Regions from separate parts of the Homo sapiens genome. Here region 1 is linked to region 2. The links are chromatin loops, found by intact Hi-C in ENCODE. Cell type or tissue: ascending aorta. All regions are shown on one strand. Each heading gives the region's core, and the rest is flanking DNA. Links, peaks and the distances in the headings are about the cores only. Region 1 has its middle 78 kb from the start of SNHG5. Region 2 has its middle 190 kb from the start of SNHG5.

Region 1 (11,545 bases), core at 2,439-10,438, 110 kb after region 2:
GATGCACCAAACTCTCAGAAATGACCACTAAAGAACTTATCCATATACCCAAAAATCACTTGTATCCCAAAAACTATTGAAATAAAATAAAAATGTAGGGGCAGACTGACACCTCACACGGCCGGGTACTCCTCTGAGACAAAACTTCCAGAGGAACGATCAGAGAGCAGCATTCGCGGTTCACGAAAATCCGTGATTCTGCAGACACCGCTGCTGATACCCAGGCAAACAGGGTCTGGAGTGGACCTCTAGCAAACTCCAACAGACCTGCAGCTGAGGGTCCTGTCTGTTAGAAGGAAAACTAACAAACAGAAAGGACATCCACAAAAAACCCATCTGTACATCACGATCATCAAAAGTAGATAAAACCACAAAGATGGGGAAAAAACACAGCAGAAGAACTGGGAACTCTAAAAAGCAGAGAGCCTCTCCTCCTCCAATGGAACACAGCTCCTCACCAGCAATGGAACAAAGCTGGACAGAGAATGACTTTGACGAGTTGAGAGAAGAAGGCTTCAGACGATCAAACTACTCCAAGCTACAGGAGGAAATTCAAACCAAAGGCAAAGAAGTTGAAAACTTTGAAACAAATTTAGACGAATGTATAACTAGAATAACCAATACAGAGAGGTGCTTAAAGGAGCTGATGGATCTGAAAGCCAAGGCTCGAGAACTACGTGAAGAATACAGAAGCCTCAGGAGCCGATGCAATCAACTGGAAGAAAGGGTATCAGTGATGGAAGATGAAATGAATGAAATGAAGTGAGAAGGGAAGTTTAGAGAAAAAAAATAAAAAGAAATGAGCAAAGCCTCCAAGAAATATGGGACTATGTGAAAAGACCAAATCTGCTCTGACTGGTATATCTGAAAGTGACGGGGAGAATGGAACCAAATTGGAAAACACTCTCCAGGATATTATCCAGGAGAACTTCCCCAATCTAGCAAGGCAGGCCAAAATTCAAATTCAGCAAATACAGAGAACGCCACAAAGATATTCCTCGAGAAGAGCAACTCCAAGAAACATAATTGTCAGATTCACCAAAGTAGAAATGAAGGAAAAAATGTTAAGGGCAGCCAGAGAGAAAGGTCGGGTTACCCACAAATGGAAGCCCATCAGACTAACAGCGGAACTCTCAGCAGAAACTCTACTATCCAGAAGAGTGTGGGGGCCAATATTCAGCATTATTAAAGAAAAGAATTTTTCAACCCAGAATTTCATATCCAGCCAAACTAGGCTTCATAAGTGAAGGAGAAATAAAATACTTTACAAACAAGCAAATGCTGAGAGATTTCATCACCACCAGGCCTGCCCTAAAAGAGCTCCTGAAGGAAGCACTAAACATGGAAAGGAACAACTGCTACCAGCCGCTGCAAAATCATGCCAAAATGTAAACACCATCGAGACTACGAAGAAACTGCATCAACTAACAAGCAAAATAACCAGCTAACATCATCATGACAGGATCAAATTCACACATAACAATATTAACTTTAAATGTAAATGGACTAAATGCTCCAATTAGAAGACACAGACTGGCAAATTGGATAAAGAGTCAAGACCCATCAGTGTGCTGTATCCAGGAGACCCATCTCACATGCAGAGACACACATAGGCTCAAAATAAAAGGATGGAGGAAAATCTACCAAGCAAATGGGAACCAAAAAAAGGCAGGGGTTGCAATCCTAGTCTCTGATAAAACAGACTTTAAACGAACAAAGATCAAAAGAGACAAAGAAGGCCATTACATAATGGTAAAGGGATCAATACAACAAGAAGAGCTAACTATCCTAAATATATATGCGCCCAATACAGGAGCACCCAGATTCATAAAGCAAGTCCTGATGACCTACAAAGAGACTTAGACTCCCACACAATAATAATGGGAGACTTTAACACCTCACTGTCAACATTAGACAGATCAACGAGACAGAAAGTTAACAAGGATATCCAGGAATTGAACTCAGCTCTGCACCAAGTGGACCTAATAGACATCTGCAGAACTCTCCACCCCAAATCAACAGAATATACATTCTTTTCAGCACCACATCACACCTATTACAAAATTGACCACATAATTGGAAGTAAAGCTCTCCTCAGCAAATGTAAAAGATCAGAAATTATAACAAACTGTCTCTCAGACCACAGTGCAATCAAACTAGAACTCAGGATTAAGAAACTAACTCAAAACCACTCAACTACATGGAAACTGAACAACCTGCTCCTGAATGACTCCTGGGTACATAACAAAATGAGGGCAGAAATAAAGATGTTCTTTGAAACCAATGAGAACAAAGACACAACATACCAGAATCTCTGGGACATATTCAAAGCAGTGTGTAGAGGGAAATTTACAGCACTAAATGCCCACAAGAGAAAGCAGGAAAGATCTAAAATTGACACCCTAACATCACAATTAAAAGAACTAGAAAAGCAAGAGCAAACACATTCAAAAGCTAGCAGAAGGCAAGAAATAACTAAAATCAGAGCAGAACTGAAGGAAATAGACACACAAAAAACCCTTCAAAAAATTAATGAATCCACGAGCTGGTTTTTTGAAGGGATCAACAAAATTGATAGACTGCTAGCAAGACTAATAAAGAAGAAAAGAGAGAAGAATCAAATAGATGCAATAAAAAATGATAAAGGGGATATCACCACCGATCCCACAGAAATACAAACTACCATCAGAGAATACTACAAACACCTCTACACAAATAAACTAAAAAATCTAGAAGAAATGGATAAATTCCTCGACACATACACCCTCCCAAGACTAAACCAGGAAGAAGTTGAATCTCTGAATACACCAATAACAGGATTTGAAATTGTGGCAATAATCAATAGCTTACCAACCAAAAAGAGTCCAGGACCAGATGGATTCACAGCCAAATTCTACGAGAGGTACAAGGAGGAACTGGTACCATTCCTTCTGAAACTATTCCAATCAATAGAAAAAGAGGGAATCCTCCCTAACTCATTTTATGAGGCCAGCATCATCCTGATAACAAAGCCTGGCAGAGACACAACCAAAAAAGAGAATTTTAGACCAATATCCTTGATGAACATTGATGCAAAAATCCTCAATAAAATACTGGCAAACCAAATCCAGCAGCACATCAAAAAGCTTACCCACCATGATCAAGTGGGCTTCATCCCTGGGATGCAAGGCTGGTTCAATATATGCAAATCAATAAATGTAATCCAGCATATAAACAGAACCAAAGACAAAAACCACATGATTATCTCAATAGATGCAGAAAAGGCCATTGACAAAATTCAGCAACACTTCATGCTAAAAACTCTCAATAAATTAGGTATTGATGGGACGTATGTCAAAATAATAAGAGCTATCTATGACAAACCCACAGCCAATGTCATACTGAATGGGCAAAAACTGGAAGCATTCCCTTTGAAAACTGGCACAAGACAGGGATGCCCTCTCTCACCACTCTTATTCAACATAGTGTTGGAAGTTCTGGCCAGGGCAATTAGGCAGGAGAAGGAAATAAAGGGTATTCAATTAGGAAAAGAGGAAGGCAAATTGTCCCTGTTTGCAGATGACATGATTGTATATTTAGAAAACCCCATTGTCTCAGCCCAAAATCTCCTTAAGCTGATAAGCAACTTCAGCAAAGTCTCAGGATACAAAATCAATGTACAAAAATCACAAGCATTCATATACACCAATAACAGACAGAGAGCCAAATCATGAGTGAACTCCCATTCACAATTGCTTCAAAGAAAATAAAATACCTAGGAATGCAACTTACAAGGGACGTGAAGGACCTCTTCAAGAAGAACTACAACCACTGCTCAATGAAATAAAAGAGGACACAAAGAAATGGAAGAATATTCCATGCTCATGGGTAGGAAGAATCAATATCATGAAAATGGCCATACTGCCCAAGGTAATTTATAGATTCAATGCCATCCCCATCAAGCTACCAATGACTTTCTTCACAGAATTGGAAAAAAATACTTTAAAGTTCATATGGAACCAAAAAAGAGCCTGCATGGCCAAGTCAACCCTAAGCCAAAAGAACAAAGCTGGAAGCATCACACTACCTGACTTCAAACTATACTACAAGGCTACAGTAACCAAAACAGCATGGTACTGGTACCAAAACAGAGATATAGATCAATGGAACAGAACAGAGCCCTCAGAAATAATGCCACATATCTACAACTATCTGATCTTTGACAAACCTGAGAAAAACAAGCAATGTGGAAAGGATTCCCTATTTAATAAATGGTGCTGGGAAAACTGGCTAGCCACATGTAGAAAGCTGAAACTGGATCCCTTCCTTACACCTTATACAAAAATTAATTCAAGGTGGATTAAAGACTTACATGTTAGACCTAAAATCATAAAAACCCTGGAAGAAAACCTAGGCATTACCATTCAGGACATAGGCATGGGCAAGGACTTCATGTCTGAAACACCAAAAGCAATGGCAACAAAAGCCAAAATTGACAAATGGGATCTCATTAAACTAAAGAGCTTCTGCACAGGAAAAGAAACTACCATCAGAGTGAACAGGCACCCTACAAAATGGGAGAAAATTTTCACAACCTCCTCATCTGACAAAGGGCTAATATCCAGAATCTACAATGAACTCAAACAAATTTACAAGAAAAAAACTAACAACCCCATCAAAAAGTGGGCAAAGCATATGAACAGACACCTCTCAAAAGAAGACATTTATGCAGCCAAAAGACACATGAAAAAATGCTCATCATCACTGGCCATCAGAGAAATGCAAATCAAAACCACAATGAGATACCATCTCACACCAGTTAGAATGGCAATCATTAAAAAGTCAGGAAACAACAGGTGCTCGAGAGGATGTGGAGAAATAGAAGCACTTTTACACTGTTGGTGGGACTGTAAACTAGTTCAACCATTGTGGAAGTCAGTGTGGCGATTCCTCAGGGATCTAGAACTAGAAATACCATTTGACCCAGCCATCCCATTACTGGGATGAATTATAATACCCAAAGGATTATAAATCATGCTGCTCTAAAGACACATGCACACGTATGTTTATTGCGGCACTATTCACAATAGCAAAGACTTGGAACCAACCCAAATGTCCAACAATGATAGACTGGATTAAGAAAATGTGGCACATATACACCATGGAATACTATGCAGACATAAAAAATGATGAGTTCCCGTCCTTTGTAGGGACATGGATGAAATTGGAAATCATCATTCTCAATAAACTATCCCAAGGACAAAAAACCAAACACCACGTGTTCTCACTCATAGGTGGGAATTGAACAATGAGAACACATGGACACAGGAAGGGGAATATCACACTCTGGGGACTGTTGTGGGGTGGGGGGAGGGGGGAGGGATAGCATTAGGAGATATGCTAAATGACGAGTTAATGGGTGCGGCACACCAGCATGGCACACGTATACATATGTAACTAACCTGCACATTGTGCACATGTACCCTAAAACTTAAAGTATAGTAATAATAAAATTTAAAAAAACAGTTTACTGAAGTTGAAATTCAATGTGTAGGTCTAAATTTTATTTCAATTTTAATTCCTCCAGAATTGATGCCTGAAATAAAACTTGCTTTGAAAATGGAGCTTGAGTGCCCTCTTGTGATGGAATAGGCACTTAAATTTATTGGTAAATATTTTTCAGTTGCATATGAAATAATTTGAACCAAATCATTTAGCAAACACAAAATGCCCTCTATTGCTAGGCCAATTTATGTCAGTACATTTTAGTGAGGGAAAGACAAGTACCTGAAAACTTGGTTAGTATTAATAGACAATATGAATAATTCACAATAAAATGCTGTTCCTTTTACGGTACTGGTAACTCAAACAAAAACTTTGTAAAATAGAGTCTCTTTCAACTCATCATCAATTAATTGTCTAGCAAGTGCTCTCCATTCCTGCTTTGAAACATAGACTCACAAAACAAGAGGAAGTCTTGGGACCAAGCAGGTAGGCTCTGATGTGCTTCCACTCCCTAGCTCCCACTGAATGAAGTGCCCGTTTTCGAAGCATCAATCGTTTGATCCTGAACTATTTATGTCAATTGTACTTGTTTTAAATTTGTCTAATTAAATAACATACAGATGAATTATTCATTGAAAAAGAAAGAAAATGTTGTTAAAGAAAACTAAGTTGGATTCTTTGGGATGACTTCAGGAAAAGATAATTGGAGAAAAAGACTTTCTTTTGAAACTACACAGACAAGAAAACTATAAAATATAGAAAATAAAGTAATAAAAACTTCAAAAAATTCTAAACCTAAAAGCCTCACATCAGCAAACTGCTTAAAAATAATTTTTAATAAAAGCCTTCACCGGCCGGTCAAGGTGGCTCACGCCTGTAATCCCAGCAATTTGGGAGGCCGAGGCAGGTGGATCACCCGGGGTCAGGAGTTTGAGACTAGCCTGACCAACATAGTGAAACCCCATCTCTATTAAAAATACAAAATTAGCCGGGCATGATGTCACATGACTGTAATCACAGCTGCTTGGAAAGTGGAGGCAGGAGAATCGCTTGAACCCTGGAGGTGAAAGTTGCAGTAAGCCAAGATCACATCATTGCACTCCAGCCTGGGCAACAAGAGCAAAACTCCATCTAAGAAAAAAAAAAAGGCTTCACTCTCTATCAAAAGATTGGTAAAATATTCATTTATATATTTTATTCTAAAGTAAAACATTTTAGGTACTTATTGTCTTTTGAAGGATTCTCCACTTAATGAACTTTTTTGATTCACTAACACTAAAGGGTTTTTTCTTTAGATGCTCATTTTTTATATACATGTATATTTAGATAAAAACTTCTGTGGAATGTATATATGGTCTGATTCTAAAATGAACTTGGGTCTATATGACCTGAAATACAAAGTCTGTCTGTGGTTAAAAATCAAATCATAACATCTGGCATTATCTGGGAATATTTGTGTAAACTTTTGACCCTTAAAAGTACACTGCTCTTACACTGCTGACCTCAATATATGGTATAAAAGCTTTATTCTGACAACTGCCTGGAATTCTCACAAAAGGAGGGCAGAAAATTTGGGTATATTAATCTTTAAGTAAACCCAAATGACTTATCTGCAAGTCTGAGCATAGTTTTTCATGGTGACAAGACCAAATATAGAATCAGATAAGAGGGCTTCTACTTCACTTTTTACATTGTTTTTAATTATCCAGAAAATGATGAATATAATAAGCCCAAATTGCTGTAAATGGCCAATATTTCTCTGAAATACATTTATTTTAAAATTTTTGAGCACCTACAATGTACTCCTTCTGTTTTTCCCTTGAATTTACACATGAGCCTCAGTAACAGTCACATCTATTATCAGATTTTAGTAAACAAATTTCCTACTTTGGACTTCATAAGAATTGTTAAAAGATAAAATTACAACAAATATGGTTTTATAGATCCTATGGCTTTTATTTGTGATTCTAGAATCAGGCAGCAGTCTGGACAAAAATGGTTCAAACTGTTCTGCCCCATCACATGTGCAGGTTATATTTACAGCCATAGAAAAGTAAGTGATATACAGAAAATGAAAATGAGGTACAGTGACATCTAGATTAGTTAGAATTCAGTGTTCACCTGAATTCAACTTCATTTTTACAGATGGCTGCCTATGATTGACTGAAACTCAACTGCTGTGATTGGCTGAGACTCAGCTACTTTTTACAAGAGTGGATTACAGTCTGTTGACACAAGTTAGATTGCAGTTTACTCTATATGGAGAAACCTTTAGGACAAACGTAAAATATGCACAGAGGCAGTTTATTTGCATAGAGGTGTTTATAGTATTCTCTGACGGTAGTTTGTATTTCTGTGGGATCAGTGGTGATATCCCCTTTATCATTTTTTATTGCATCTGTTTGATTCTTCTCTCTTTTCTTCTTAATTAGTCTTGCTAGCAGTCTATCAATTTTGTTGATCTTTTCAAAAAACCAGCTCCTGGATTCATTGATTTTTTGAAGGGTTTTTTGTGTCTCTATCTCCTTCAGTTCTGCTCTGTTCTTAGTTATTTCTTGCCTTCTGCTAGCTTTTGAATGTGTTTGCTCTTGCTTCTCTAGTTCTTTTAATTGTGATGTTAGGGTGTCAATTTTAGATCTTTCCTGCTTTCTCTTGTGGGCATTTAGTGCTGTAAATTTCCCTCTACACACTGCTATAAATGTGTCCCAGAGATTCTGGTATGTTGTGTCTTTGTTCTCGTTGGTTTCAAAGAACATGTTTATTTCTGCCTTCATTTTGTTATGTACCCAGTAGTCATTCGGGAGCAGGTTGTTCAGTTTCCATGTAGTCGAGTGGTTTTGAGTGAGTTTCTTAATCCTGAGTTCTAGTTTGATTGCACTGTGGTCTGAGAGACAGTTTGTTATAATTTCTGATCTTTTACATTTGCTGAGGAGAGCTTTACTTCCAACTATGTGGTCAATTTTGGAATAAGTGCGATGTGGTGCTGAGAAGAATGTATATTCTGTTGATTTGGGGTGGAGAGTTCCATAGATGTCTATTAGGTCCACTTGGTGCTGAGTTCAATTCCTGGATATCCTTTTTAACTTTCTGTCTCATTGATCTGTCCCATGTTGACAGTGGGGTGTTAAAGTCTCCCATTATTATTGGGTGGGAGTCTAATTCTCTTTGTAGGTCTCTAAGGACTTGCTTTATGTATCTGGGTGCTCCTGTATTAGGTGCATATATATTTAGGATAGTTAGCTCTTCTTGTTGAATTGATCCCTTTACCATTATGTAATGGCCTTCTTTGTCTCTTTTGATCTTTGTTTGTTTAAAGTCTGTTTTATCCGAGAGTAGGATTGCAACCCCTGCCTTTTTTTGGTTTTCCATTTGCTTGACAGATCTTCCTCCATCCCTTTATTTTGAGCCTATGTGTGTCTCTGCACATGAGATGGGTCTCCTGAATACAGCACACTGATGGGTCTTGATCCTTCATCCAATTTGCCAGACTGTGTCTTTTAATTGGAGCATTTAGCCCATTTACATTTAAGGTCAATATTGTTACGTGTGAATTTGATCCTGTCATTATGATGTTAGCTGGTTATTTTGCTCATTAGTTGATGCAGTTTCTTCCTAGCATCGATGGTCTTTACAATTTGGCATGATTTTGCAGTGGCCGGTACCAGTTGTTCCTTTCCATGTTTAGTGCTTCCTTCAGGAGCTCTTTTAGGGCAGGCCTGGTTGTGACAAAATCTCTCAGCATTTGCTTGTCTGTAAAGAATTTTATTTCTCCTTCACTTATGAAGCTTAGTTTGGCTGGATATGAAATTCTGGGTTGAAAATTCTTTTCTTTAAGAATGTTGAATATTGGCCCCCACTCTCTTCTGGCTTGTAGAGTTTCTGCCAAGAGATCTGCTGTTAGGCTGCTGGGCCTCCCTTTGTGGGTAACCCGACCTTTCTCTCTCACTGACCTTAACATTTTTTCCTTCATTTCACCCTTGGTGAATCTGACAATTATGTGTCTTGGAGTTGCTGTTTTCGAGGACTATCTTTGTGGACTTCTGTGTGTTTCCTGAATTTGAATGTTGGCCTGCGTTGCTAGGTTGGGGAAGTTCTGGATAATATCCTGCAGAATGTTTTCCAACTTGGTTCCATTCTTCCCATCACTTTCAGGTACACCAATCAAACATAGGTTTGGTCTTTTCACATAGTCCCATATTTCTTGGGGCTTTGTTCATTTCTTTTTACTCTTTTTTCTCTAAACTTGTCTTCTCGCTTTTTTCATTAATTTGACCCGCAATCACTGATATCCTTTCTTCCACTTGATTGAATTGGCTATTGAAGCTTGTGCATGTGTCACGAAGTTCTCATGCCATGGTTATCAGCTCCATCAGGTAATTTAAGGTTATCTCTACACTGTTTATTCTAGTTAGCCATTAGTCTAACCTTTTTTCAAGGTTTTTACCTTCCTTGCGACAGTTAGAACATGCTCCTTTAGTTTGGAGAAGTGTGTTATTACCGACCTTCTGAAGCCTACTTCTGTCAACTCATCAAAATCATTCCCCATCCAGCTTTGTTCCACTGCTGGCGAGGAGCTATGATCCTTTGGAGGAGAAGAGGCACTCGGTTTTTAGAATTTTCAGCTTTTCTGCTCTGGTTTCTCCCCATATTTGTGGTTTTATCTACTTTTGGTCTTTGATGTTGGTGATCTACACATGGGGTTTTGTTGCAGATGTCCTTTTTGTTGATGTTGATACTATTCCTTTCTGTTTGTTAGTTTTTCTTCTAACAGTCAGGTCCCTCAGCTGCAGGTCTGTTGGAGTTTGCTGGTAGTCCACTCCAGACCTTGTTTGCCTGGGTATCACCAGCGGAGGCTGCAGAACAGCAAATATTGCTGCCTGATCCTTCCTCTGGAAGCTTCATCCCAGAGGGGCACCCACCTGTATGAGGTGTCTGTCGGCCCCTACTGGGAAGTGTTTCCCAGTTAGGCTACAATGGGGTCAGGGACCCACTTGAGGAGGCAGTCTGTCTGTTCCCAAAGCTCAAACACCATGCTGGGAGAACCACTGCTCTCTTCAGAGCTGTCACACAGGGGCGTTTAAGTCTGCAGAAGTTTCTGCTGCCTTTTGTTCAGGTATGCCCTGCCCATGGATGTAGAGTCTATAGAGGCAGTAGGCCTTGCTGAGCTGCGGTGGGCTCCATCTAGTTCAAGCTTCCTGGCCGCTTTGTTTACCTGCTCAAGCCTCAGTAATGGCAGACATGCCTCCCTCCGCCAGGCTGCAGCCTCACAAGTTGATCTCAGACTGCTGCACTAGCAGTGAGCAAGCCTCCATGGGCATGGGACCCACTGAGCCAGGCACAGGAAAGAATCTCCTGGTCTGCTGGTTGCTAAGACCATAGGAAAAGTGCAGTATTTGTGCAGGAGTGTCCCGTTTTCCCAGGTACAGTCTGTCACGGGTTCCCTTGGCTAGGAAATGGTAATCCCCTGACCCCTTGCACTTCCCAGGTAGGCGATGCCCCACCCTGCTTTGGCTCACCCTCCATGGGCTACACCCACTATCCAACCAGTCCCAATGAGATGAACCAGGTACCTCAGTTGGAAATGCAGAAATCACCCATCTTCTTCATCGATCTTGCTGGGAGCTGTAGACCAGAGCTGTTCCTATTCAGCCATCTTGGAATGGTGACAAAAAGTTTTTAATTAGCAATAACTGCACCTCGGATAAACCTCACTAGCTACACTACTGCCACTGTGCAAAGCTAATGACTCATTCATAATAACTATGCTTGAATTGCTCCTTAAAACTAGCCAAGGACAGGATTTATAGCTTTATGATCTCATATATCTAGGAGATAACAAGCTCATTTGATATTAAATCTAGGTTTAAAAATGCACACTTATAATGTAAATGCTGACAATTTTGAAGACATTTCTGTTTTTATTTTATCAACATTTTTAAAAACTAGCTTTACTTACTGAAGGTTATCTCAGCTCACAAGAACTAAAAGCCATTTGAGTTAGTTTTTATTTTTGTGAGAGAATATTTTATATTAGCACTTTTTTTACTTTAAGCTGAATAGA
Region 2 (11,545 bases), core at 1,282-9,281:
TTTAGGACTACATTTTAATAGAATGTGAATCTAAACTCCACATTTACAACAAGAAAACCCTTAAAATTATTGATTGATTCAAAATGCTTTTATGGAAAAAATGATTTGTAACAAAAACTCGGTACTGGGTGCAAAGGCTCCACAGGTTTTTTTGTGCTTTGGGGTTTTTAGTTGTTGTTTTGTTTTGTTTTTTATTTTGTTTTGTTTTGCTGTTTTTTAACAAAAGTTCCAGTGACAGGACCAAGAACAAGGGGCTCGGATATCGACAAGAGCAGGCATTTTCTCTTCCTCTACTTCAAGGGAGGTCAGGAGAAAACGGCTTGCATAGCTTCGTCAAACACTATTTTGAGGCCTGGTTGAACACTCCAGGTATTTTACAGTACCTAAACCCTGCCGTTAGGTGATGGAAGTCTGCTTCTTCTTCTTCAGTGTTTCAGTCTTGTATTTCTCTCACTAAGATCAAGTTTAGTTCCCACAAGGATGATGGGAGTGTTGTGACAATGGTGCTGCACTTCAGGACACCACTTGGCATGGACATTTTCTAATGACGCAGGACTCACAAGGGAAAAGCAAATTAAGAATTCATCTGTTTGTGGATAGGAACGGGGGTGGGGGTCATAATCTGTCCACCTGTGTAATCTTCTTGTCCACTTGTATCTCATACACCCAGATTCACCGGTTTCCCATTTAACATAACACTGGCATAGTGATTGTCAAAGACAATAGGGATATATTCTCCAGGTTGTATAGCTGATCACTGATGAGTTGGTAAGTTTTCCCTACAGCTCCATCTCCCACCACCACATACTTGATGGCCTACATCTCGGCCGCTGGTTGGGCTGCCTACGGCAGAAATAGTGGGCTCAGGGTGCTGCGGGTGGGGCACAGATGCAGGCTACCAGCACTGGATGCCTGGCCACTATTGGCAATGCCTCACCCTCCACCAGCTGGAAGCAGAAGCCCAGCAGCTTCCGTCAGACAAAGCTGAGGGAAACTGCCCAAGAATAATTTTAAATGTCTTTAAATCAAAAGACTATATTAACAAAGTAAAAGGGCAATGTACACAATGAGAGGAAATATTTGCAACTCGTGTATCTAATATGAGATTAATATCCAGAATATATAGAGAACTCCTAAAACTCAACAGCAATAAAAGAAAACAAATAACCTTATTCAAAAATAGACAAAGGATTTGCATGGACATTTCTCCAAAGGAGACACACAAATAGCAAAGATATTCAACGTCATTAATCATTAGGGAAATGCAAGTCAAAACTGCAAGATAACACTTCACTTCCATTAGGGTTGTTAATATTAAAAAGAAAAAGAAAATAACAAATATTAGTAAGGAAGTGGAAAAGTTGAAACCCTTGTGCGCTGCTGCTCAGAAAGTAAAATAGTACAGCCACTGTGGAAAACAGCATGGCAATAACTTTGAAAAATCAAAAACAGAGTTACCATGTAATCCAGTGAATCCATTTCTGGCTATATACTCAAAAAAATGAAAGCAGGGACTTTGAGAGATATTTGTACCCCCATGTTAATAGCAGCATTATTCTAAATAGCTAAAACATAGAAATGACCCAAGTGTTTATTGAGTACTAAATGGATAAGCAAAATGTGGTACATGCATACAATTGAATATTATTCAGCCTCAAGGAGGTAAATGCTAATACATGCTACAACTTGGATGCACCTTGAGGACATTATGCTATGTGAAATAAGCCAGATACAAAGAGACAAATACTTTATGATTCCCCTTATAGGAGGTGTCTAGAGTAGTCAAATTCATAGATACAGAAAAAATAGTAGTTGCCATGAGGCAGAAATTTAAAATAATAATAATAATAAGTACTGCATTTATTCACTCCAAGAAAAGTAAAAGCTAAGGCCCAGAATGTGGCAAGGCAAAGGTTAAAAAAAAAGAACAAGTTTTCCTTCACCTAGCAGCTCATTTCAAGGACAGTTAGATGATAACTCTGTTGGAATAGCCAAGGCCAAAAAAATAGGCTGCAGACACACCCCCTCCCTTCCAGAGCAAGGCTGAAAGAAAATAAAGAGAAAGGTTCTTTTATGGTACTCTTTTTCCAGGCTTCTTAAGCATGAATAGCATGATTAGGTTTTACAAATATCTGTATTTAGCCAGCTCTTGTTTTTCTTTTAATGCAGCTACAAGGCCACAGGCTAGGTCACAAGTTAATGTTATGCTATAGATTATGTGACCTATTACTGTATGATTAACTGCTTTTATTTTGCTACTGCTTTTATTTTGCTTCTGTAAGGCTGCTTATAAAAACCCCACTCTGTCTTTGTTCAGGGATCAGCTTTTGGACGTGAATCCTCTGAGCCAGTGTGTGCCTAAAATAAACAAATCCTCCTGTACTCGGTATTGGTCTCACCATTCCTCAGTTTACAACATTTTTGGTGACCACGAAGTGAATGGAGACAGCAGGCTTACTGTCTCCTTTGCCTCTGGGGTTGGAGCACGGGCCTCAGGAAACCTGTGACCCCAGGCACCACCGGGAGGACTTCAGCCCAGAAGGGAGATCAGCTCTCCCCTGACCCAGTGCCCCTACCCAGCAGCACCATGGAACCTAAAGAGAGACTACAGGATGAATTCAAAAACAGCGTGCTTCAGGAACTGCGGTAAGGTTTTGGAGGCCTAAGGCAGGACCCATCCCTTGGACAGAAGGGGAGCCTGATCACCTCCTGGGGTGTGCTGAATAGTTTGACCCACAGGGGCTGGGGGTGATGAGAGTGACTCACCAATTCAGATGAAACTCACACCCCACCGACACAGGACACGAGAGTGGCTCACTAAGTCAGCTAGTAATCTGGAGGTGGTGAGAGTGGCGTGCCACCCCAACTGGGAACTAGAGGTGGCAAGAGTGGCTCTCCACCCCAACTGGGAACTGGAGGTGGCAAGAGTGGCTTGCCACCCCAACTGCAAAACTAGAGGGGGCAAGAGTGGCTCACCACCCCGATTGCAAACATGAGAACTAAAAGTGTGTGAAAGTGTGTGAATGCAGGGACCTAATTAGGCTCATCAGCTGCAAAGTGGGGAGTCACAGATCTTAATGTGGACTGTGTGCTCCAAGAAAGTGTGGGGCTGACTAAGACTAGTGGAAATCTGCATACAGCTAATAGGAGCTGCCCTACAGGTCAGAGTTGTAGTAGGAATAAGAACCTCTCCAAAGTCAAGCAGCATCTGAAAAATCCCATAATAGGAGACGGTGTAACCGGCCAAAACGAGAGGGTGAGTGTGCAAGAGTGAATGTGCTGTGTCGTAAAAGGAGGAATGGGAGGAAAGTCATCAAAACATCAAAACTTACTCTACTAGAGTGCATGTTACGGAACCTTAAGAAAGGTTTTGCAGGGGATTATACAGTTAAGTTAACCCCTAAGAGGTTGAGAACTCTCTGTGAATTAGAATGGCCCACTTTTGGTGTTGGATGGCCGACCGAAGGAACTATAGACAAGGAACAATTGGCCATGTATTTAAGGTGGTGGCAGGGGTCAGAGGACAGCCAGTGTACCCAGATAAATTCCTTTATGTTGACTCATGGTTAAATACAATACAGACAAAACTGGCATAGATCCAGCCCTGTTTAATGGCTTATAGCAAAAAAGCCAAAAGTGAAAGTAAGAGCAGCTTTGCCAGCAGACACAGAGTTAAAGGGAGAATCCTAGAGAGAGCAAGAGAAGCCAGTTTTACAGGAGCCTCCAGAGGTAACAGAAATTCTTTCTCCATACGTCCCAGCCTACCCCCCTTTTACCAAGACCAACAGCCCCCCAGGAAACAGATTCAGGAGCTAACACCCCCCAGATCTCACCTCGAAAGGGAGGATCAGAGCCCCGAGAGGCCACGGAAAGAAGTCAAGAGAGTCAAGTGGGCCGTCTCAGATCTGGCTGTGCTCAAGCTATGCAAATGCCTCTCAGGAAGATGCAAGGACTTATCTGTTATGATGACCAGGATCCCACCTGGGACCCAGAGGATGCAACTCAGCTCCAGCATTTGCAGAGTTAGCTAGAGGCACTTCTGCAGGGGCTAAGAGTTGGTAGAAGGAAAGCAATTAATATAAGGAAGATTTCAGAAGTGCTTCAGGGAGCTGACGAGAGCCTAAGTCAGTTTTATGAGGTATTCTGTGAAGCATTCTGGCTTTACACCCCATTTAACTCTGCTGAACATCAGCATATGGTAAATACTTCATTTGTAGGGCAAGCCCAGGGTGACATCAAGCAGAAGTTGCAGGCATGAATACCACCCAGTCTATAAAAGTGGCCACAAAGGTGTATGTTAACTGTGACCAGGGAACAAAATGGGAAAGAGCAAAAGCAACAAGCACAGCAGCTAGGCATGCCAAGGGTTAAGTCCCTCTCCCCAGCCCAGCTTTATCTGGAAAAAGAGGGGCCTGGGAACCGACGCCAGGAGAAGAGCAAGGAAGAAGGAAAGGAGAAAGTAAGAGTAAGTGTGAGAAAGGAAAGAAGAAAGTAAAAGGGAAATCAGAAAGAAACAGGAGAGACAGATGGCAGTGTGCAGGGGCAGGGCCCGTGCCAATGCCCAGCCCCACTGGCTGGCTGCAGGAGCAGGAGAACTCAGGAAGGAAAAAGGAAAGTAAATTGAAGGCTTAAGAAAAAGGTCAATTGTTGGCAACAGCTATTATAGAAAGAGAGATTAGCAATGTGAAAGAACACAGTGGACACAGACATAGAGGTGGAAGAAGTCAAGTTAGGCAAGGATTCAAGAGCAGGACAAGGCTAGAAAGAGATTAATGTGTGAGATGAAAAAAGAAAGGACACTGGAAGGATGAATGTTCAGAAGGCAATGAGGGAAATGGCCAAGGCCACGAGACAAAGAGGCCATTGGCCAAGGGCTGCCACACCTTGGAGAAACCAAATACTGATCTGATCAGGCTGGCAGAAGCTGAAGGATGTAAGGACTTGGACAGACCGAGCACCTTCTCATTAGGCTTTCAGGAGCCCACAGTCACATTAGAAGTTAAAAGCAGCAGGATTCTGCTATATCTGGATTCCAGTTTCTCACTGATGGCTAAGCCACTAGATGGAGTTACAAAAGAGGAGAAAAAGAACCCCTCCTCTGGGAAACTGAACAGGAGGAGGAGCCATGCCTTGTGAAAACTTGCTTATAGACTTTACAGAACTGCCCCGTGCCAGCTACTGGTACATGCTAGTGCTTGATTGCACCTTTTCAGGGCAGGTTGAAGCTTTCCCCACCAGGACAGAAAAAGTACAAGAAGTGACTAAAGTACGGTTAAAAAACATTATCCCCAGGTTTGGACTGCCTCTAACTTTATATTCAGACAATGGGCCAGCATTTGTAGCTGAAATAGTGCAAAATTTAACAAGACTGTTAAAAATAAAATGAAAGTTACATACAGCGTATCAGCTGCAAAGTTCAGGAAAAGGTAGAACGTATGAACTGGACACTCAAGCAGCTACTGAAGAAATATTGCCAGGAAATTCATTAGAGATAGCATCAGGTTTTTGCCTATGGTCCTCCTCCGAGTCAGGTGCACCCCCACCAAATAAACTGGGTATTTGCTCTATAAGATTTTGTTTGGTCAGCCACCCCCAAATCATAGCTCAAATTAAAGGTGACCCCCAGGAACTAGGGAAATTAGCCTTAAGAAAGCAAATGCAGGCTTTAGGAATAACCATACAAAGTGTTCATAATTAGGTACATGAAAATGCGTGTAAGCCTCACATCCCTTTAAATCTGGTGACTCTGTTCAGGTTAAAAAGTAGAATCTAATTTCTCTACAATCCACATAGGATGGGCCCTATATTTTAACCTTGTCCACTCCCCACTCCCACTGCTGTTAAAGTTGCAGGTGTTGTGTCTTGGATCCACCACAGTCAGCTAAAACCAGCAGCTCAGGACAAGTGAACCAGCTAGCAGGACCCAGATCACCCAACCTGGCTGATCCTGAGATGAGACCAAGCTGCTGCTGAGGGTGAAAGCCCTGCTCTGGTCACTCCGGAGGCTGACCAGTCTATACACAGCTGAAACTTAAGGAAACAACAAGCTCTGTTGTAGACACACACCAGAAGCTGACTAGTCTATGCACAGCCGAAGCTTAAGGACTCATCAAGCAAGTAATGTAGTTAGAAATCTTCTTAGGACTAGTGGTATTCCCGTATACTAACTGTTTTACTAATGTTCTGTCACTATGCTCAACCTTTATCCCAGGTAAGGACCTCTTTTGTCCTTGCTGGATATGAATATAGTGTACATTGTTTTGTCATTGTCACCCCACTTAACCATGCTAGAAGAAACACCTACAGAAGGGTGTCCCCAACAGAATCAGGGGGATGGAGCCAAGATGGTCGAATAGGAACAGCTCCAGTCTACAGCTCCCAGCATGAGCGATGCAGAAAACGGGTGAGTTCTGCATTTCCATCTGAAGTACTGGGTTCATCTCACTAGGGAGTGCCAGACAGTGGGCGCAGGACAGTGGGTGCAGTGCAGCACGTGCGAGCTGAAGGAGGGCGAGGCATTGCCTCACTCGGGAAGTGCAAGGGGTCAGGGAGTTCCCTTTCCTAGTCAAAGAAAGGGGTGACAGACAGCACCTGGAAAATCAGGTCACTCCCACCCCAATACTGCCCTTTTCCGATGGGCTTATAAAACGGCGCACCAGGAGATTATATCCCGCAACTGGCTTAGAGGGTCCTATGCCCACAGAGTCTCGCTGATTGCTAGCACAGCAGTCTGAGATCAAACTGCAAGGTGGCAGTGAGGCCGGGGGAGAGGTGCCCGCCATTGCCCAGGCTTGCTTAGGTAAACAAAGCAGCTGGGAAGCTCGAACTGGGTGGAGCCCACCACAGCTCAAGGAGGCCTGCCTGCATCTGTAGGCTGCACCTCTGGGGGCAGGGCACAAACAAAAAGACAGCAGTAACCGCCGCAGACTTAAATGTCCCTGTCTGACAGCTTTGAACAGAGCAGTGGTTTTCCCAGCACGCAGCTGGAGATCTGAGAATGGGCAGACTGCCTCCTTAAGTGGGTCCCTGACCCCTGACCCCCGAGCAGCCTAAATGGGAGGCACCCCCCAGTAGGGGCAGACTGACACCTCACACGGCCGGGTACTCCTCCGAGACAAAATTTCCAGAGGAACAATCAAACAGCAGCATTCTCGGTTCACGAAAATCTGCTGTTCTGCAGCCACCTCTGCTGGTACCCAGGCAAACAGGGTCTAGAGTGGACCTCTAGAAAACGCCAACAGACCTGCAGCTGGGGGTCCTGTCTGTTAGAAGGAAAAATAAGAAACAGAAAGGACATCCACACTAAAAACCCATCTGCACATCACCATCATCAAAGACCAAAACTAGACAAAACCACAAAGATGGGGAAAAAACAGAGCAGAAAAACTGGAAACTCTAAAAAGCAGAGTGCCTCTCCTCCTCCAAAGGAACGAAGCTCCTCACCAGCAACGGAACAAAGCTGGATGGAGAATGACTTTGACGAGTTGAGAGAAGAAGGCTTCAGACAATCAAACTACTCTCAGCTACAAGAGGAAATTCAAACCAAAGGCAAAGAAGTTGAAAACATTGAAAAAATTTAGAAGAACTTATAACTACAATAACCAATACAGAGAAGGACTTAAAGGAGCTGATGGAGCTGAAAGCCAAGGCTCGAGAACTACGTGAAGAATGCTGAAGCCTCAGGAGCCAATGCGATCAACTGGAAGAAAGCATATCAGTGATGGAAGATGAAATGAAGTGAGAAGGGAAGTTTAGAGAAAAAAGAATTAAAAAAATGAACAAAGCCTCCAAGAAATAGGGGACTACGTGAAAAGACCAAATCTACGTCTGACTGGTGTACCTGAAAGTGACAGGGAGAATGGAACCAAGTTGGAAAACACTCTGCAGGATATTATCCAGGAGAACTTCCCCAATCTAGCAAGGCAGGCCAACGTTTAGATTCAGGAAATACGGAGAACGCCACAAAGATACTCCTCGAAAAGAGCAACACCAAGACACATAATTGTCAGATTCACCAAAGTTGAAATGAAGGAAAAAATATTAAGGGCAGCCAGAGAGAAAGGTCGGGTTACCCACAAAGGGAAATCCATCAGACTAAGAGCGGATCTCTCGGCAGAAACTCTACAAACCAGAAGAGAGTGGGGGCCAATATTCAACATTCTTAATCAAAAGAATTTTCAACCCAGAATGTCATATCCAGCCAAACTCAGCTTCATAAGTGAAAGAGAAATAAAATACTTTACAGACAAGCAAATGCTGAGAGATTTTGTCACAACCAGGCCTGCCCTAAAAGAGCTCCTGAAGGAAGCACTAAACATGGAAAGGAACAACCAGCACCAGCCACTGGAAAATCATAGCAAATTGTAAAGACCAGCGAGGCTAGGAAGAAACTGCATCAATTATTGAGCAAAATAACCAGCTAACATCATAATGACAGGATCAAATTCATACATAACAATATTAACTTTAAATGTAAATGGACTAAAGGCTCCAATTAAAAGACACAGAATGGCAAATTGGATAAAGAATCAAGACCCATCAGTGTGCTGTATTCAGGAAACCCATCTCACATGCAGAGACACACATAGGCTCAAAATAAAAGTATGGAGGCAGATCTACCAAGCAAATCGAAAACAAAAAAAGGCAGGGGTTGCAATCCTACTCTCGGATAAAACAGACTTTAAACCAACAAAGATCAAAAGAGACAAAGAAGGCCATTACATAATGGTAAAGGGATCAATTCAACAAGAAGAGCTAACTATCCTAAATATATATGCAGCCAATACAGGAGCACCCAGATTCATAAAGCAAGTCCTGAGTGACCTACAAAGAGACTTAGACTCCCACACAATAATATTGGGAGACTTTAACACCCCACTGTCAGCATTAGACAGAACAACGAGACAGAAAGTTAACAAGGATACCCAGGAATTCAATGCAGCTCTGCACCAAGCAGACCTAATAGACATCAACAGAACTCTCCACCCCAAATCAACAGAATATACATTTTTTTCAGCACCACATCACACCTATTCCAAAATTGACCACATAGTTGGAAGTAAAGCACTCCTCAGCAAATGTAAAAGATCAGAAATTATAACAAACCGTCTCTCAGACCACAGTGCAATCAAACTAGAACTCAGGATTAAGAAACTCACTCAAAACCGCTCAACTACATGGAAACTGAACAACCTGCACCTGAATGACTACTGGGTATATAACGAAATGAAGGCAAAAATACAGATGTTCTTTGAAACCAACGAGAACAAAGACACAACATACCAGAATCTCTGGGACACATTCAAAGCAGTGTGTAGAGGGAAATTTATAGCACTAAATGCCCACAAGAGAAAGCAGGAAAGATCCAAAATTGACACCCTAACATCACAATTAAAAGAACTAGAAAAGCAAGAGCAAACACAATCCGAAGCTAGCAGAAGGCAAGAAATAACTAAAATCAGAGCAGAACTGAAGGACATAGAAACACAAAAAAACTCTTCAAAAAATTAATGAATCCAGCAGCTGGTTTTGTGAAAGTATCAACAAAATTGATAGACTGCTAGCAAGACAAATAAAGAAGAAAAGAGAGAAGAATCAAATACACGCAATAAAAAATGATAAAGGGGATATCACCACCAATCCCCCAGAAATACAAACTACCATCAGAGAATAATATAAAGACCTCTACTCAAATAAACTAGAAAATCTAGAAGAAATGGATAAATTCCTCGACACATACAACCTCCCAAGACTAAATCAGGAAGAAGTTGAATCTCTGAAAAGACCAATAATGGGATCTGAAATTGTGGCAATAATCAATAGCTTACCAACCAAAAAGAATCCAGGACCAGATGGATTCACAGCCGAATTCTACGAGAGGTACAAGGAGGAACTGGTACCATTCCTTCTGAAACTATTCCACTGAATAGAAAAAGAGGGAATCCTCCCTAACTCATTTTATGAGGCCAGCATCATCCTGATACCAAAGCCTGGCAGAGACACAACCAAAAAAGGGAATTTTAGACCAATATCCTTGATGAACATTGATGCAAAAATCCTCAATAAAATACTGGCAAACCAAATCTAGCAGCACATCAAAAAGCTTATCCACCATGATCAAGTGGGCTTCATCCCTGGGATGCAAGGCTGGTTCAATATAGGCAAATCAACAAATGTAATCCAGCATATAAACAGAACCAAAGATGAAAACCACATGATTATCTCAATAGAAGAAGAAAAGGCCTTTGACAAAATTCAGCAACCCTTCATGCTAAAGACTCTCAATAAACTAAGCATTGATGGAACATATCTGAAAATAATAAGAGCTATCTATGACAAACCCACAGCCAATGTCATACTGAATGGGCAAAAACTGGAAGCATTCCCTTTGAAAACTGGCACAAGGCAGGGATGCCCTCTCTCACCACTCCTATTCAACATAGTGTTGGAAGTTCTGGCCAGGGCAATTAGGCAGGAGAAGGAAATAAAGGGTATTCAATTAGGAAAAGGGGAAGTCAAATTGTCCCTGTTTGCAGATGACATGATTGTATATCTAGAAAACCCCATTGTCTCAGCCCAAAATCTCCTTAAGCTGCTAAGCAACTTCAGCAAAGTCTCAGGATACAAAATCAATGTACAAAAATCACAAGCATTCTTATACACCAATAACAGACAAACAAAGAGCCAAATCATGAGTGAAATTCCATTCACAATTGCTTCAAAGAAAATAAAATACCTAGGAATCCAACTTACAAGGGATGTGAAGGACCTCTCCAAGGAGAACTACAGACTACTGCTCAATGAAATAAAAGAGGAGACAAACAAATGGAAGAACATTCCATGCTCATGGGTAGGAAGAATCAATATCGTGAAAATGGCCATACTGCCCAAGGTACTTTACAGATTCAATGCCATCCCCATCAAGCTACCAATGACTTTCTTCACAGAATTGGAAAAAACTACTTAAAAGTTCATATGGAACCAAAAAAGAGCCCGCATCACCAAGTCACTCCTAAGCCAAAAGAAAAAAGCTGGAGGCATCATGCTACCTGACTTCGAACTATACTACAAGACTACAGTAACCAAAACAGCATGGTACTGGTACCAAAACAGAGCTATAGATCAATGGAACAGAACAGAGACCTCAGAAATAATGCTGCATGTCTACAACTATCTGATCTTTGACAAACCTGAGAAAAACAAGCAATCGGGAAAGGATTCCCTATTTAATAAATGGTGCTGGGAAAACTGGCTAGCCATACGTAGAAAGCTGAAACTGGATCCCTTCCTTACACCTTATACAAAAATTAATTCAAGATGGATTAAACACTTAAACATTAGACCTAAAACCATAAAAACCCTAGAAGAAAACCTAGGCATTACCATTCAGGACATAGGCATGGGCAAGGACTTCATGTCTAAAACACCAAAAGCAATGGCAACAAAAGCCAAAATTGACAAATGGGATCTCATTAAACTAAAGAGCTTCTGCACAGCAAAAGAAACTACCATCAGAGTCAACAGGAAACCTACAAAATGGGAGAAA

The links. Hi-C counts contacts between places; a loop is a spot of excess contacts. Peaks named below come from ENCODE experiments on the same cell type or tissue, not always from the same donor. Only the 100,000 strongest peaks of a DNase experiment are listed, where the experiment ranks them.
Region 1: it touches region 2 in a loop (7-fold over the local background); 6 of 110 quality-filtered maps call a loop at or near these places.

The regions. Positions count from the first base shown.
Region 1 is chr6:85,751,261-85,762,805 of GRCh38, reverse strand. It overlaps the pseudogene RNU4-72P. Among named protein-coding and RNA genes, the nearest start is that of SNHG5, 78 kb to the right of the region's middle. In ascending aorta, for the core only: a CTCF peak has its summit at 5,607 (motif pointing left); no DNase peak of the experiment used is centred there.
Region 2 is chr6:85,858,221-85,869,765 of GRCh38, reverse strand. It overlaps the pseudogene LOC100133102. Among named protein-coding and RNA genes, the nearest start is that of SNHG5, 190 kb to the right of the region's middle. RefSeq lists an enhancer at 6,734-7,234. In ascending aorta, for the core only: a CTCF peak has its summit at 5,071 (motif pointing right); DNase peaks (open chromatin) are centred at 3,238 and 5,963; H3K4me3 peaks cover 2,594 bases; H3K27ac peaks cover 3,421 bases.